Linked DNA regions of Homo sapiens: regions 2 and 3 are each linked to region 1. Evidence: read pairs that join two places in POLR2A ChIA-PET (ENCODE). Cell type or tissue: PC-3. All regions are shown on one strand. Links, peaks and the distances in the headings refer to the core of each region. The heading gives the core; the rest is flanking DNA.

Region 1 (4,630 bases), core at 194-4,193:
ACTTGGTCTCAAAAAAAACAAAACAAAAAAAAAGCAAAAATACAAAACAAAAAATAAACAAGCAAAAAAACCATATTTTCCCCCATTTTTTACTCATGTAATTGGATTTTTAAACATAAAGGTAGGACTTTACATCTATGCCAAGTGATATTCATTCTTTGAGATGTGATTCAATGTTTCCAGACAGTCAAAATATTTTTGAATGCCCAGTTTTATCATCCAAACAATTAACTATTTTTTTCTAGCTGCACGTTGTTTGAAAATTTAATGAAATGTCTTTTTTTTTTTCTGTTATAAAAGTCAGAGGTAAAGAGATTGCTGTGGAGGCAGGGTATGCTGTGGTTCACCATTAGACTGAACAAACCTTCATCCTTCTCCCTGAGTCTCTCCCTTCTATTTCCATTAGCTGTAGGTTCTGTAAGAAGTTAACAAATTCTATTCCTATAAACTTCTGGTCTTCTGTCTGTTCTGGATATTCAAATATTACAATGATGACACAAATGTTTCTGCTTACTTCAAGGATGTACTGATGGAAATTTTAAAAGAACCCTCAAAATGAAATCAATTCAATGAAAAATAAGATTTTTTTATAACTGATTCCAAGGGGAATTTGAAAAGAGGAGATATATACATAAGCCATGAAACAAATTTGCAAATAGATGCAAAACTGGCTATTTCTGCAGGGTGGATAAATCAATTGTGTCTCCACCAGGTGGAACTTATTTGCAGGTCTATTGACAAAAATGTTTGCAAAATCTTTTAGCTATAACTTGCAGAGTTGTAAGATAGCTCAAAGACAATGAAAGACACATGCTCCATAGAACCAGATAACCCAAGGGCACACCATAAGCAGAACACTGTTTTCCATTGAAGTCACTCAGTAATCTTTTGGTACATTTCAAAGTCTTTCACACATGTTTTCTACATAGATGATATAAAACCAAGAAAAAACAAATGCTTCTTTTGTCTTTTTTTTAAGACAGGGTCTGGCTCTGTCACCCAGGCTTGGCTGCAGTGGCGCCACCATGGCTCACTCCAGCCTCGACCTCCTGGGCTCAGGTGACCCATGATCCTCCCACATCAACCTCTTGATTAGCTCAAACTACAGGCACATGCCACCAAGCCTGGTTAATTTTCGTATTTTTTGTAGAGATGGGATTTTGCCATTTTGCCCAGGGTGGTCTCGAACTCCTAAGCTCAAGCGATCCTCCCACCTTGGCTTACAAAGTGCTGGGCTTACAGGTGTGAACCACTACCCCCAGGCAAAAAAAAATTTTCATTGATATATAATTGTGCATATTTATGGGTAAATGTGATATTTTGATACATGCATACAATGTGTAATGATCAAATCAGAGTATTCAGGATATCTTGCCTGAAACATTTATCATTTCTTTGTGTTGAAAACATTTCACATCTTCTCTTCTAGCTATTTTGAAATACACAATGAATTATTAACTATAGTCATCCTACTGTGCTGTCGAACACTGGAACTTATTCTTTCTATCTAACTGTATGTTTGTACCCATTAATCAAACTCTCTTCATCTCCACCCCACCACTCTTCCCAGGCCTTGGTAATTATTCTCTTAGTTTGTATTTGTGATGTAGATGTAGACTTATGAAATGTCGTTCCAAACAGAGCAATGATGTATATTTAATTTTTGGATGTGAAGATTCATCTTTCACTTGCAAGAGCAGAACAAAATGGCTATTGAGAGCTCAAATCCCCTCCTGGAGTGTGTGTCTCATGTGGTATAATGAGAGCACACTAGATGGGAAGGGACATATCAGATATGAGGGACCATCAGATGGAAGTGGGAGGCCAACAGCCTTTGAACCCTCAGTGGGTCTGACCTCTGGGGTTGTCAAATGAAATGTCAAGAAACATTTCAAAGATTTTCGACATTTCTGAAAATTTATTTGTAAATTCTTCTAAACCTAGGAAAATGTTATTTTTTTCTTTTATCATATCATCAAATTAATTTGTGTCTCCCAAATGAGCCATTAATTTTCTGATTTTTTTCTCTTTGGACTGCCTGATCTAAGAGTTACATATACTTTGCAGGAGCTCCCTCTCTTTTATTTATCTTCTAGTTTTTTCATTCTAAAGTTCAAATTCCCTTTTTACCACCAATAACATCAACACAGTAAAGAAATTGTTGAAATGTAGCTCTCACGCTGTGATCAAAGCTATTTCTCTCAAGGTGATTCATATCCGCAGACTCTCAGAAATGTGCAAACATTTATGTCGTTACTAATACACCAGCAAAGCTTCAGCTGTACCAAAGTCCAGAAATAAAATTAGAGCACTGAGCTAATTAGCATTGAATGTACAAAGAGGAACTGAAAGTTATGTTTCATATTTACCCTTGGGAATGGGAGGGTGGGCTTTCTCAAGTTTAAAACCCAAAACATTGGCAGGGTTCTCAAGTCTTTCGAGATTCAAACAGTATTGCCAGTATTGAGATTCAAACAGTATTCAGTGTTATCACTGGCAGCATGCAATGCCATTCTTGTTTTTTGTTTGTTTGTTTGTTTTTGTTTTTGAGACAGAGTCTCGCTCTGTCACCCAGGCTGGAGTGCAGTGGTGCAATCTAAGCTCACTGCAAACTCCGCCTCCCGGGTTCACGCCATTCTCCTGTCTCAGCCTCCCGAGTAGCTGGGACTACAGGCGTCCGCCACCACGCCCGGCTAATTTTTTGTATTTTCAGTACAGACGGGGTTTCACCATGTTAGCCAGGATGGTCTCGATCTCCTGACCTCATGGTCTGCCCGCCTCGGCCTCCCAAAGTGCTGGGATTACAAGCATGAGCCACCGCGCCCGGCCACCGTTCTTAAGAAATATAAAAATTGGCACCAGAGAACCAATTGCTTTGCATCTGGGAAAAAGGATTTAATGCATTTGGCTTTTGAGCTTTTCAGCAACAAAACTGTTTCTCCTCTGACTGAAAATAGCCCTGATAAAAAGGTTTCTTGAGACAAATTATTTTAAAAGGCTTTGATTAGATTGTGTTTACCCTTAACTTAAAATCATGGACTCCAGTGAAGCTTTGTACAAAATTGCATTCGTGTCTGTACTGTCTTTCTGCACAATTTAAAAACCAGAGCTCTTTGAGCTGCCACCTCCACTCCCTCAATGTGTCTGGTAGAAGCAATTTCATGTTTGCAGGGAAGTTTGTCACATTTGCAGGGGAATTTGGTCTGTCTACCTTTTAAAAATCTTTGCAGAGGTTGTTGGAATGGGTGTGGTAGGGTGGAATAGGAGTGGCTGTCTTGATCGATTCTGTCAATTTTTAAATCTTCTTTCCTAGTTTTTTTCACAGCATTGCTAATGCTGGCTACTAAAAGCATTTTTCATTCCTTATGCCTAGCAGCTGATCTACTTTGGGAATAGACAACTGAGTTGCAGCAACAGAGAGGCATCAAAGCCTACCAAAGGTTGGCATGGAGTCTTGAGCCAGAACAAGGTTGGATTCTGACTTTCACTAGCAGTGTGACCAGTGACAAGTTACTTCACTCTATCCTCGGTGTTCTCATCTGTATAACAGGGATGATAATATTAAAACCTACCTCAATGGGTTATTTTAGAGATTAAATGAGCGCACTTTTATAAAGTGCTTAGAACACAGCTTGGCATTTAGTATGTGCCTTATAAGTATGCTTTGATCAGTTAAGTTAAAATAATTGCTTTTCATTGTGAACATTTGGAAAAGAGCTAAATATCCATCAGTAGGAATCTGGTTAAATCAAATATAGTACTACATTTGTACAGGAGTATATAATGCACATATTAAAAAGAATGTGACAAGTTGCCCTAATATGTAAAGTTGTCCAAAAAATATACACATACATATACATATGTGCATAGAGAATTAGGTGTGGAGAGCATGCAGGTAACTATTATCTACAATTGTTTCTGAGAGGCACAAAGAGACTCAAAAGGTCGGGAGGCTCCCTTTTTGTTATGCCTTTTACTTTTACTAAAAAAAAATGACCCAAATTTTAGTTACTTTTAAAAAATCCAGTTAGGCTGGGCACCTGTAATCCCAGCACTTTGGGAGGCCAAGGTGGGCCAAGAGATCAAGACCATCCTGGCCAACATGGTGAAACCCCCGTCTCTACTAAAAATACAAAAATTAGCTGGGTGTGGCGGTGGGCGCCTGTAGTCCCAGCTACTTGGGAGGCTGAGGCAGGAGAATCGCTTGAACCCGGGAGGCAGAGGTTGCAGTGAGCCGAGATCACACCATTGCACTCCAGCCTGGTGACACAGCAAGACTCCATCAAACAAAAAAAAAAATCCAGTTAATTATGATTTTTGTTAGGGAAAAAAGAATAATTGAGAAAGATGAAGGACATAAACTGAATTTTGACACCTAAAAGAATAAAGACAAATAAGGCTACATAAGGTGGCTCACACCTATAATCCCAGCACTTTGGGAGGCTGAGGCAGGAGGATTGCTTGAGATCAACAGTATGAGAATAGCCTGAACAACCTAGTGAGACCACCATCTCTGGAAAAAGTTTAAATAAATAAAATTAGCTGGACTTGGTGGCATGTGCCTGCAGTCCCAGGGAGGCTGAGGTGGGCAGATCACTTGAGCCCAGGAGTTTGAAGCTGCAGTGAGTCA
Region 2 (4,630 bases), core at 315-4,314, 190 kb after region 1:
CATATGGTCAAAGTCAGGCTGGATCCAATAGGATTCCTTTCCATCAGAGAGGATGGAAATCACCTTGAACAGATGAGTTGCCACCATCAGAGTGAGGTGACAAAAGTGGCTATTTGAACCTTAAGACTTTCTATTTTATTTATTTACATATTTATTTTTAATTATGGTAAAAAGCATATAACATAAAATTTACCATCTTAGCCATTTTAAGTGTACGGTCGTGTTCAGTATGTTCACATTGCTGTGCAAAGGATCTCCAGAACCCTTTTCATCTTGCAAAATGAAACTTTGTACCATTAAACAACTCCCCATTTCCCCCTCCCCAGCCCCTGGCAATCCTCCTTCTACTTTCTGTCTCTATTAATTTGACTACTCAGGGTACTTTAGATCAGTGGAATCATATGATGTTTGTCTTTTTGTGACTGGCTTGTTTCACTTAGCACAATGTCTTCAAGGTTCATCCAGGTAGTGACATGTGTCAGAATTTCCTTTTTTTTTTTTTTAAGAATAATAGACATAAGACTGTTTCTGACACTTATTTTCTCTCTCCTACAAATATGCTCAATGATTCCGTCTTGTGATTAAAAAAATAACAAAAATAATAATAATCCCCTCTTTTTCTCAGACAAGCAGCTCTCCAACTTCTGTTTTCCTTTTTATTCATCCTGCGTAAGCCCTACCTTTACTCTTTGGGATCTGTTTTTCTTTTTCTTTTATTTCTTTCTTTCTTTTTTTTTTTTTTTGAAATTGAAGCAGAGTCTTGCTCTGTCACCCAGGCTGGAGTGCAGTGGCATGATCTTGGCTCACTGTAGCCTCCATTTCCTGGGCTTAAGCGATTCTCCCACTTCAGCCTCCCAAGTAGCTGGGACCACAGGTGTGCATCACCACGCCCAGCTAATTTTTTGTATTTCTGGTGGAGATGGGGTTTCATCATGTTGGCCAGGCTGGTCTTGTACTCCTGGCCTCATGTGATCTGCCCACCTTGGCCTCCCAAAGTGCTGGGATTACAGGTGTGAACTACCACGCCTAGCCTGGGATCTGGTTTCTGTCTCACCACCCCTCCAAATCTCTTTCCTCCAAGAGTGTTAGACTTTTCTGGAATAAAACAATTATTTTTTGAAATAAAGTGCCCCTGTTGCATGATGCATGCACAGGAAATTATTTCTTGATTATGTTTTCTTCCAGATGTGGTTCTTTGTCTACCTTTTGCATGCTCTCTTCTTTTCACCTTTAATTTTCTTTTCGCTTAGTTTTCTTTTTGGCCTTAGAATCCCTGTAGAGCAGACAGAAATTACTCATAAATAGACAGCTCTGCTCAGATGTCTAATTGCTGTCATGTAGCATAATGCATTCTTCTTGACATATTCCCTACTGTATTTTGAGACTGGTTAGTTTATTGTGTGTTTCCAGTTTTAAGGCTAGGTGTTGCTTTTAGTTTATTTTTATGTGAAGCCAAGCTGGGGCTAATGTCTGAGCCTGGAGGATGTGAGTTCTGAAAGATCTTTGAGGCCAGGCACAGTAGCTCATGCCTATAATCCCAGTACTTTGGAAGGACAAGGCAGAGGAGGACCACTTGAGGCCAGGAATATGAGACCAGCCTGGGCAAATAGTGAGACCCCATCTCTACAAAAAAATACATACATAAATAAGGAAAAGAAAGTTCTTGGAAATTATGTCAAATTCAAAGGGCCCACTTGATTCAGCAAGTTGCGTGAGGTTAGGCTCATTACCCCAGCCCAGCATGGTGTCTTGGAGGGTGGGAAACCTTGGTGTCCTTTCTAGCATTTTTCAAAGTTCCCTAGGGAGAGAAGGGCTTCTAATCTGAGGGGCCTATCTATATTTTTTCACAGGGATGCTGTGTTTGTCCATTTGTGTTGCTGTAAAGGAACACCTGAGACTGGGTAATTTATTAAAAAAGAAAAGAGGTTTATTTGGCTCATGGTTCTACAGGCTGTATAAGCATGGCACTCAAATCTCGGATTCTGGTGAGGCCTCAGGAAGCTTTTAGTTATGGCAGAAGGAAAGGAGAGCCAGTGTGTCACGTGGCAAGAGAAGGGGCAAGAGAGACACCAGGCTCTTTTCTTTCTTTCTTTTTCTTTTGCATTTGTTGAGAGAGTCTCACTGTGTCACCCAGGCTGGAATGTAGTGGCTGTTCTTGGCTCACTGCAACCTCTGCCTCCTGGGTTCAAGCAGAATGGCAAAACATCTCAAACCATATGAGATGCCAATCCTCCCTTGGTCTACTTCTCCGGAAATTGGCAGGTATTATGAGTGAGATGGCTCAAGATTTTATTGACTAACCTTCTTCCATCGTGGTGTTTCTGGGGAGGAGAAAGCAGGCAGAAGCCACACCATATTGTACCACTTCAGAATCTTTCGGTTTTTCCCTTGATGCTTCTCTCTCTTTCTTTTCTTTCTCTCTTTCTCCCTCCCTTCCTTCCTTCCTTCCTCCCTTTCTCTCTCTCGCTTTCTTTCTTTTTTGTCTCACTCTCCCTTGATGCTTCTCTGTTCCTTCCTTCCTCCCTCCCTCCCTCCTTTCTTTTCTTTCTTTCTTTCCTTCCTTCCTTCCTTCCTTTTTTTTTTTTGTCTTGCTCTGTCACCCAGGCTGAGTGCAGTGGTACGATCTCAGCTCACTGCAACCTCCACCTCCTGGGTTCAAGCAATTCTCCTGCCTTAGCCTCCTGTGTAGCTGCGATTACAGACACGTGCCACCACATCCAGCTATTTTTTGTATTTTTAGTAGAGATGGGGTTTCGCCATGTTGGCCAGGATGGTCTCCAGCTCCTGACCTCAGATGATCCACCCACCTTGGCCTCCCAAAGTGCTGGGATTACAGGCATGAGCCACTGCACCTGGCCGATGCTTCTTTTTCAAAATATATAATAAGAAGTTGTTCCTTTTTCCTTGTTAAATTGCAACTGGGAAATTTTTATTGTTTCCTTTTGGCTTTTGTGTTTGTTCACGGTATTTTGTTCGTTGTCTTGGCTAGTGGTGAGAGAGTCTATGAGCTGGCTTTGTTCTGTTGTTTGTGCCTGGAAGTCCAACAGTATCATCCTCATTACTAAATTTAATGACCTTTTCTTGGTACTCTTCCTTCTCCACTTTAAGCATTTTAATACAGTTGACTGTGCCCTTATTTGACCCAAATTACATGATACACTCCTCCTCCTTGCCCCTGGCATCTCTCTTTTTCTGACTTCTTCGTCTCACTAAAATGAAGATGTTGGACTGGTTTGCAGTTCTCAGTGCTAGTTGCATGCTAGAATCACCTAGAGAGCGTTTTAGAAGCACTTCACTCCCAGGAATTCTAATTTCTTCAGTTTGAGGTTGAGCCTGAGCATCAGTATTTTTTTTTTAACTCTCCATGGGATTTAGTGAGTGTCCACAATGAAGAGCCACGGGCCTCTGTGTAGTGACAGCTGCTCCCTGATCTGAGGCTCCCAGGTTGTATCCTTCTATAAAGAAGGCAGGTGGGAGTCACCAGAAATCACCAAAAAGAGCAACGGGGTGAACAACTTTAGCAAGAAGAAAGATTCCATGCACAAAAGCCACAAAGTTCAAAGAAGACATAAGAACAGCTGAGGAAGAGGAGTCCCAAACAGATGTGCTGATACTGCTTAGTAAGCTTCGTAACTTCTTGATGGGACCCAGAAGTTATATTTTTAAACAATCACCTGGATAATTTTGGTACTCAATGAGATTTCAGAACTGATGCTCTAGATATTTTTTGCTTGTCTCCTGCCAAACATGAGCTTTCAGAAAGGTCGCTCTAATCCACCCTGTCCTGACCAAAATCATGTGCCTGGCTCTCCCTGCCCTCTAGGTCTGAGCTATTTGGAACAATCTACAGAGCTTCAATCTGCCTTTAACCCATCTCATCTTTAAGCAGTTACTGGAGTAGTGGTTCTCAAGCTTGAGTGTGCATCAGAATCATCCAGATGCCTTGTTACAAACAGATTTCCAGACCCCATGCCTAGAATTTTAAACTCTGAAGACTGGGGTTGGGGCCAAGAATTTAAATTTCTATCAAGCTCTTTGGTGATGCTGCTGCTGCTGGCCCACAGCCACACTTTCAGAGGAACTGGACTAGAGGGATCATCCCAAAACAGATCAGTGCATTCGTCCATTGCTGAACACCCTTGAATGTTTCAGATTAATTCCCACTCACTGAGCCAGGTACACAGGCGCTTGAGCTCAGGCAGCCACATCTCCTTCACTCCACACCTCTGGTTCAGGCACACAGACATTTCCCTGTCCTATCACCATACCATGTTTGTTCACACCTTCAGTCTTTGCATATACAATTCTCCCCCTGGAGTCTTTTTCTCCTATTTCTATGTTGGGTAGACTCCCACTCATCAGTCAAGATTCTGCTAAAATGTCACTTTCTCCATGAAACCTTCACAGAACCTTTCAGCAATATAGTTTCTTTCTCCTCTCCTCTGTACACTAATTTAGAACACATTTCAATGCATTTTGATGACTTGTTTGCACATTTCTCTCCTTCCCTAATAGATCTGATTCCTTATAAATAAAGCTAAGTTTTACTCATGTTTTCCCTGTATTCTCTGCATCCTTAAGACCTAGCATGGTGTCCAGCACAGAATATGTGCAAAAGAAACATTTATCG
Region 3 (4,630 bases), core at 315-4,314, 190 kb before region 1:
TGGATTCTCAAACCTCAGTGTCTCTTTCCTGAGACAAAATTAAGAGATTAATTTGGAAACAGCAGCTAGATGTTCAGAAAAAGCCTCACAACCCTGTTAGTAGATTCAAAACATGTATTTGATTTCATGATAAAAGAAACAAGATGCATTCATATTCATTTGCTTGAAATTTTACTTTTGACAAATCTCTATGAAACTAGGATTAAAACAAGTTCTAATGTTGTCACTTACAAGTAAAACTATTCTTGAGTAAAAACTGAGTAGATTTTTCCTGAACTTAAATAAGAAACACTACCATTCTTTTCACATAAGTCCTTTGCTAGATAAAAATCTCAGTGGCTGAATTTGAGGCTTACATGAGATGAATGTCTAGGTATTTTGAAATGTATTCATTTCAGGAGACAAAACTGGGGGCTTGGCTCAGGACACTCATTATATAGATAAGTAGGATCATACAAAAGAGGAGGCGATTCTTTGTATTGTTTATAAATATCGAAGTGCTATAAAAATTCTGATCGGTTTTAAATTTCTCTTCTAACAATCAGTTTTCAGACATACCCCCAAAATCTCCATAAGGGCGGACTGTTCCCCCAAAGACCATATTACAACTCTATAATTTTCCTTCTTGTCATGGTAATTAAAGCGATAAAGACATCTCTTCTTTCACCGTGGAGAAAAGGCTGGATTGCAAACCAAGAGCAACTTTTATTGATGGTGCGAGTGATGTAAAGAATTCCTTGTGGGGAGTCTGGCCAGGTCACTCTAGTTCTCTGTTTCCTCCTCTCTCTCCATAGAAACTGAACACTGAGTTGGAATTGAGCCCCAGTGCAAAAAAAAAAAAAAAAAAAAAAAAAAAGGCAGGGGTAGTTCAAGGTCAGGTACACATAGGGCTCTACTACAAATAATAATACAGCACATATATGTATATTTAATAATGTGTCTGCAGTAATGTTTTGGTAATTTCTAGATGTCTTTTCTAAATTTATTTATTTATTTATTTATTTTGAGATAGAGTCTTGCTCTGTCACTCAGGCTAGAGTGCAATGGCGCCATCTCAGCTCACTGCAACCTCCACCTCTGTCTCGAACTCCTGACCTCAGGTGATCCACCTGCCTTGGCCTCCCAAAGTGCTGGGATTACAGGTGTGAGCCACTGCACCCGGCTGGTTCATTTTAGCTGCTATACGAGTTAAACTACCAACTAGTATCCTATTGGGAGGATTTATTTATTAACTTACCAACTGGTGGACATTTAAATTGTTTTTATTGCCATTATGAATGATATTGCAATAAACATTTTTACATTTGTCTCCTTGGCACACGTGCTGGGGCTTCTTTAGTGTATACACTAAGAGTGAAATTACTCAGTCACAGACTATGAATGTGACTTTCTTAGATGCTGCCAATTTGCATTGCAGTGAATGTCACAGATTTACTCCCCCAACACTGATGTATCAGGGTTCTCATTGTTTCACTTCCTTAGCAATCCTATAGCATCAGACTTTAGTATATAGGCAATCCTCAAATTGTAGTTCCTGTAGGCATAAGATTCAGTTAACCTAGCACCACGCAAAGTAAGGACAGTCTGAATGCAGAATGGGTGAGTGTGAGAAGACATCACTAATTGTGGTATTAACTGGCATCTATACTTCTACTAGTTAGGTAGGTTATACATATTTTCATATATTTATCAACCACTTTCTTTTTTGTCTGAATTGCCTTAATATTCTGTGCCCATTTTTCTATCAGATTGTTAGCCTTTTTCTTTCTTTCTTTCTTTTTTTTTGAAGATGGAGTTTCGCTCTTGTTGCCCAGGCTGGAGTACAATGGCACGATTCTTGGCTCACCACAACCTCTGCCTGCTGGGTTCAAGCAATTCTCCTGCTTCAGCCTCCTGAGTATCTGGAATTATAGGCATGCGTCACCATGCCCGGCTAATTTTGTATTTTCAGTAGAGACGGGACTTCTCCATGTTGGTCAGGCTGGTCTCGAACTCCCGACTTCAGGTGATCCACCCACCTTGGCCTCCCAAAGTTCTGGGATTACAGGCGTGAGCCACCGCGCCCAGCAGCCTTTTTCTTATTGATTTAAGTTCTTTATAAATTCTAGATACAAATCCTTTTCTATTATCTGCCTTGCAAATATCTTTCTTCAGTCCATGGCTTGTCTTTCAGCTTCATATGATGTCTTCTGTTAAACATATAATTTAAATTTTAATGTAGTTAAAATGACCAGTACTTTCTTTATGGTTTGTGCTTTTTGACCCTAATTAATTTATTTCCTACTCTGAGGCATAAAATTTTTCTTCTACATGTTATTATCAAAGTTTAAAAGTATTTATTTTTCACAATTAGCATTTTACTTTTATGTATGATGTGAGGTAGAATTCAGTGTATTTTTTTCCCACATGGATAATCAATTGTCCTAAAATACAAATTTCCATCTATGCATCTATTGATTTCAGGGCTCGCTAGTCTGCTTCATTTATCTGTTTTTGTATATCACTAACAATATAGCACTTTACAATGAGTCAATATCAGGCATGCAAGTCCCTTCACCTTATTCATCTTTCACACTGTTTAGCTATTCTTGTCCATTTGTTTTCCAAATGAATTTTAAGACCATTTTTCATTTAAAACTCTGTTGAGATTTTGAGGTGAATTTCATTAAACTCACATTAAATAGCTGAGACCACTGATAATGATGTCTTCCTGTCCATTTACTTACAACATCACTCTTGCATTCTTTGTAACTATCTCCCATTTCTGTTTGCTTTTTTTGCTAGGTACCTCACAGTTTTGTTGCACCTAGCAACAAAATAGCTGTTTCAACCTTATTTTCTATTGCATTTTCTTTTCTTTTCTTTCTTTCTTTCTTTTTTTTTTTGAGACAGAATCTAGCTCTGTTGCCAGGCTGGAGTGCAGTGGCGGGATCTTGGCTCACTGCAACCTCCGCCTCCCAGGTTCAAGCGATTCTCCGGCCTCAGCCTCCTGAGTAGCTGAGACTACAGGCGCCTGCACCATGACGAGCTATTTTTTTGTATTTTTTAGTAGAAATGGGGTTTCACCGTGTTAGCCAAGATGATCTCAATCTCCTGACCTCATGATCTGCCCGCCTCAGCCTCCCTAAGTGCTGGGATTACAGGCATGAGCCACCACGCTCGGCCTCTATTGCATTTTCTAAAACTTATTTGTGGTAGAAAGAAATGCTATTGATTTTTGCATGTTCATATTATACCCTACCATCTTGCTGAATGTTTTTTTAGTTTTATAGTTTCTTGAATCTCTTGGGTTTTATATAAAGGCACTTATTTTGTTGGGAAATAAGGGCATTTTTGTCTCTTCCTTTTCCAGTTTTATCTCTCTCAATCATTATCTTACTGCATAGGTTAGAACTTTTTTTTTTTTTTTTGAGACAGAGTCTCACTCTGTTGCCCAGGCTGAAGTGCAGTGGCGCGATCTCAGCTCACTGCAAGCTCTGCCTCCCGGGTTCATGCCATTCTCCTGCCTCAGCCTCCTGAGTAGCTGGGACTATGGGCACCCGCCACCACGCCTGGTTTATTTTTTGTATTTTTAGTAGAGACAGGGTTTCACTGTGTTAGCCAGGATGGTCTCAATCTCCGGACCTCGTGATTTGCCCACCTTGGCCTCCCAAAATGCTGGGATTACAGGCGTGAGCCACCGTGCCCGGTCAGTTAGAACTTTCAATGCATTATTGAACAAGAAGCAATGACAGGAGGAATTCTCTTCTTGTTTCTGACTTTATTTTCTTTTTCTTTCTTTTTTTTTCTATGCGTCTTCATTGCTGCAGAATTTTAATGGGAATTTTGAAGTTTCAAATGAAGTGTGATTTCTGCTATAGGAGTTCCACAGACACTCAATTCAGTTATGAAATGTAGTATATCTCTTCTGACTTACCTAGGATTATCAGATATAGATATATCTATAGATCTATGTGTGCATATATATGTGTTTACATGAGTACATTTAGAAGAATGAAATCATGCTCTACATAATGGTATAAGACTGTTATTTTCTCCTAATAAAGTACAATAAATGTATTTATAGATCACTTTAAAAAATGGTTACAGTGGCTTATAGTTCTCCTTGAAGAGGTCCTTCACATCCTTTGTAAGTTGGATTCCTAGGTATTTTATTCTCTTTGAAGCAATTGTGAATGGGAGTTCACTCATGATTTGGCTCTCTGTTTGTCTGTTATTGGTGTATAAGAATGCTTGTGATTTTTGCACATTGATTTTGTATCCTGAGACTTTGCTGAAGTTGCCTATCAGCTTAAAGAGATTTTGGGCTGAGACGATGGGGTTTCCTAGATATACAATCATGTCATCTGCAAACAGGGACAATTTGACTTCCTCTTTTCCTAATTGAATACCCTTTATTTCCTTCTCCTGCCTGACTCCCCTGGCCAGAACTTCCAACACTATGTTGAATAGGAGTAGTGAGAAAGGGCATCCCTGTCTTGTGCCAGTTTTCGAAGGGAGTGCTTCCAGTTTTTGCCCATTCAATATGATATTGCCTGTGGGTTTGTCATAAACAGCTCTTATTATTTTGAGATACGTCCCATCAATACCTAATTTATTGAGAGTTTTTATATCATTCAGGACATAGGCA

Evidence for each region. Peaks named below come from ENCODE experiments on the same cell type or tissue, not always from the same donor. Only the 100,000 strongest peaks of a DNase experiment are listed, where the experiment ranks them.
Region 2: POLR2A ChIA-PET joins it to region 1 with 8 read pairs; 5 of 35 experiments call an interaction of 5 or more read pairs at or near these places.
Region 3: POLR2A ChIA-PET joins it to region 1 with 5 read pairs; 2 of 35 experiments call an interaction of 5 or more read pairs at or near these places.

Annotation. Positions count from the first base shown.
Region 1 is chr6:17,352,495-17,357,124 of GRCh38, reverse strand. No RefSeq gene overlaps it. Among named protein-coding and RNA genes, the nearest start is that of CAP2, 39 kb to the left of the region's middle. In PC-3, for the core only: no CTCF peak of the experiment used is centred there; a DNase peak (open chromatin) is centred at 2,224; H3K27ac peaks cover 1,126 bases.
Region 2 is chr6:17,160,667-17,165,296 of GRCh38, reverse strand. No RefSeq gene overlaps it. Among named protein-coding and RNA genes, the nearest start is that of STMND1, 61 kb to the right of the region's middle. In PC-3, for the core only: no CTCF peak of the experiment used is centred there; no DNase peak of the experiment used is centred there.
Region 3 is chr6:17,546,621-17,551,250 of GRCh38, reverse strand. All of the region lies in intron 11 of CAP2 (cyclase associated actin cytoskeleton regulatory protein 2), which reads right to left. Among named protein-coding and RNA genes, the nearest start is that of FAM8A1, 51 kb to the left of the region's middle. In PC-3, for the core only: no CTCF peak of the experiment used is centred there; no DNase peak of the experiment used is centred there.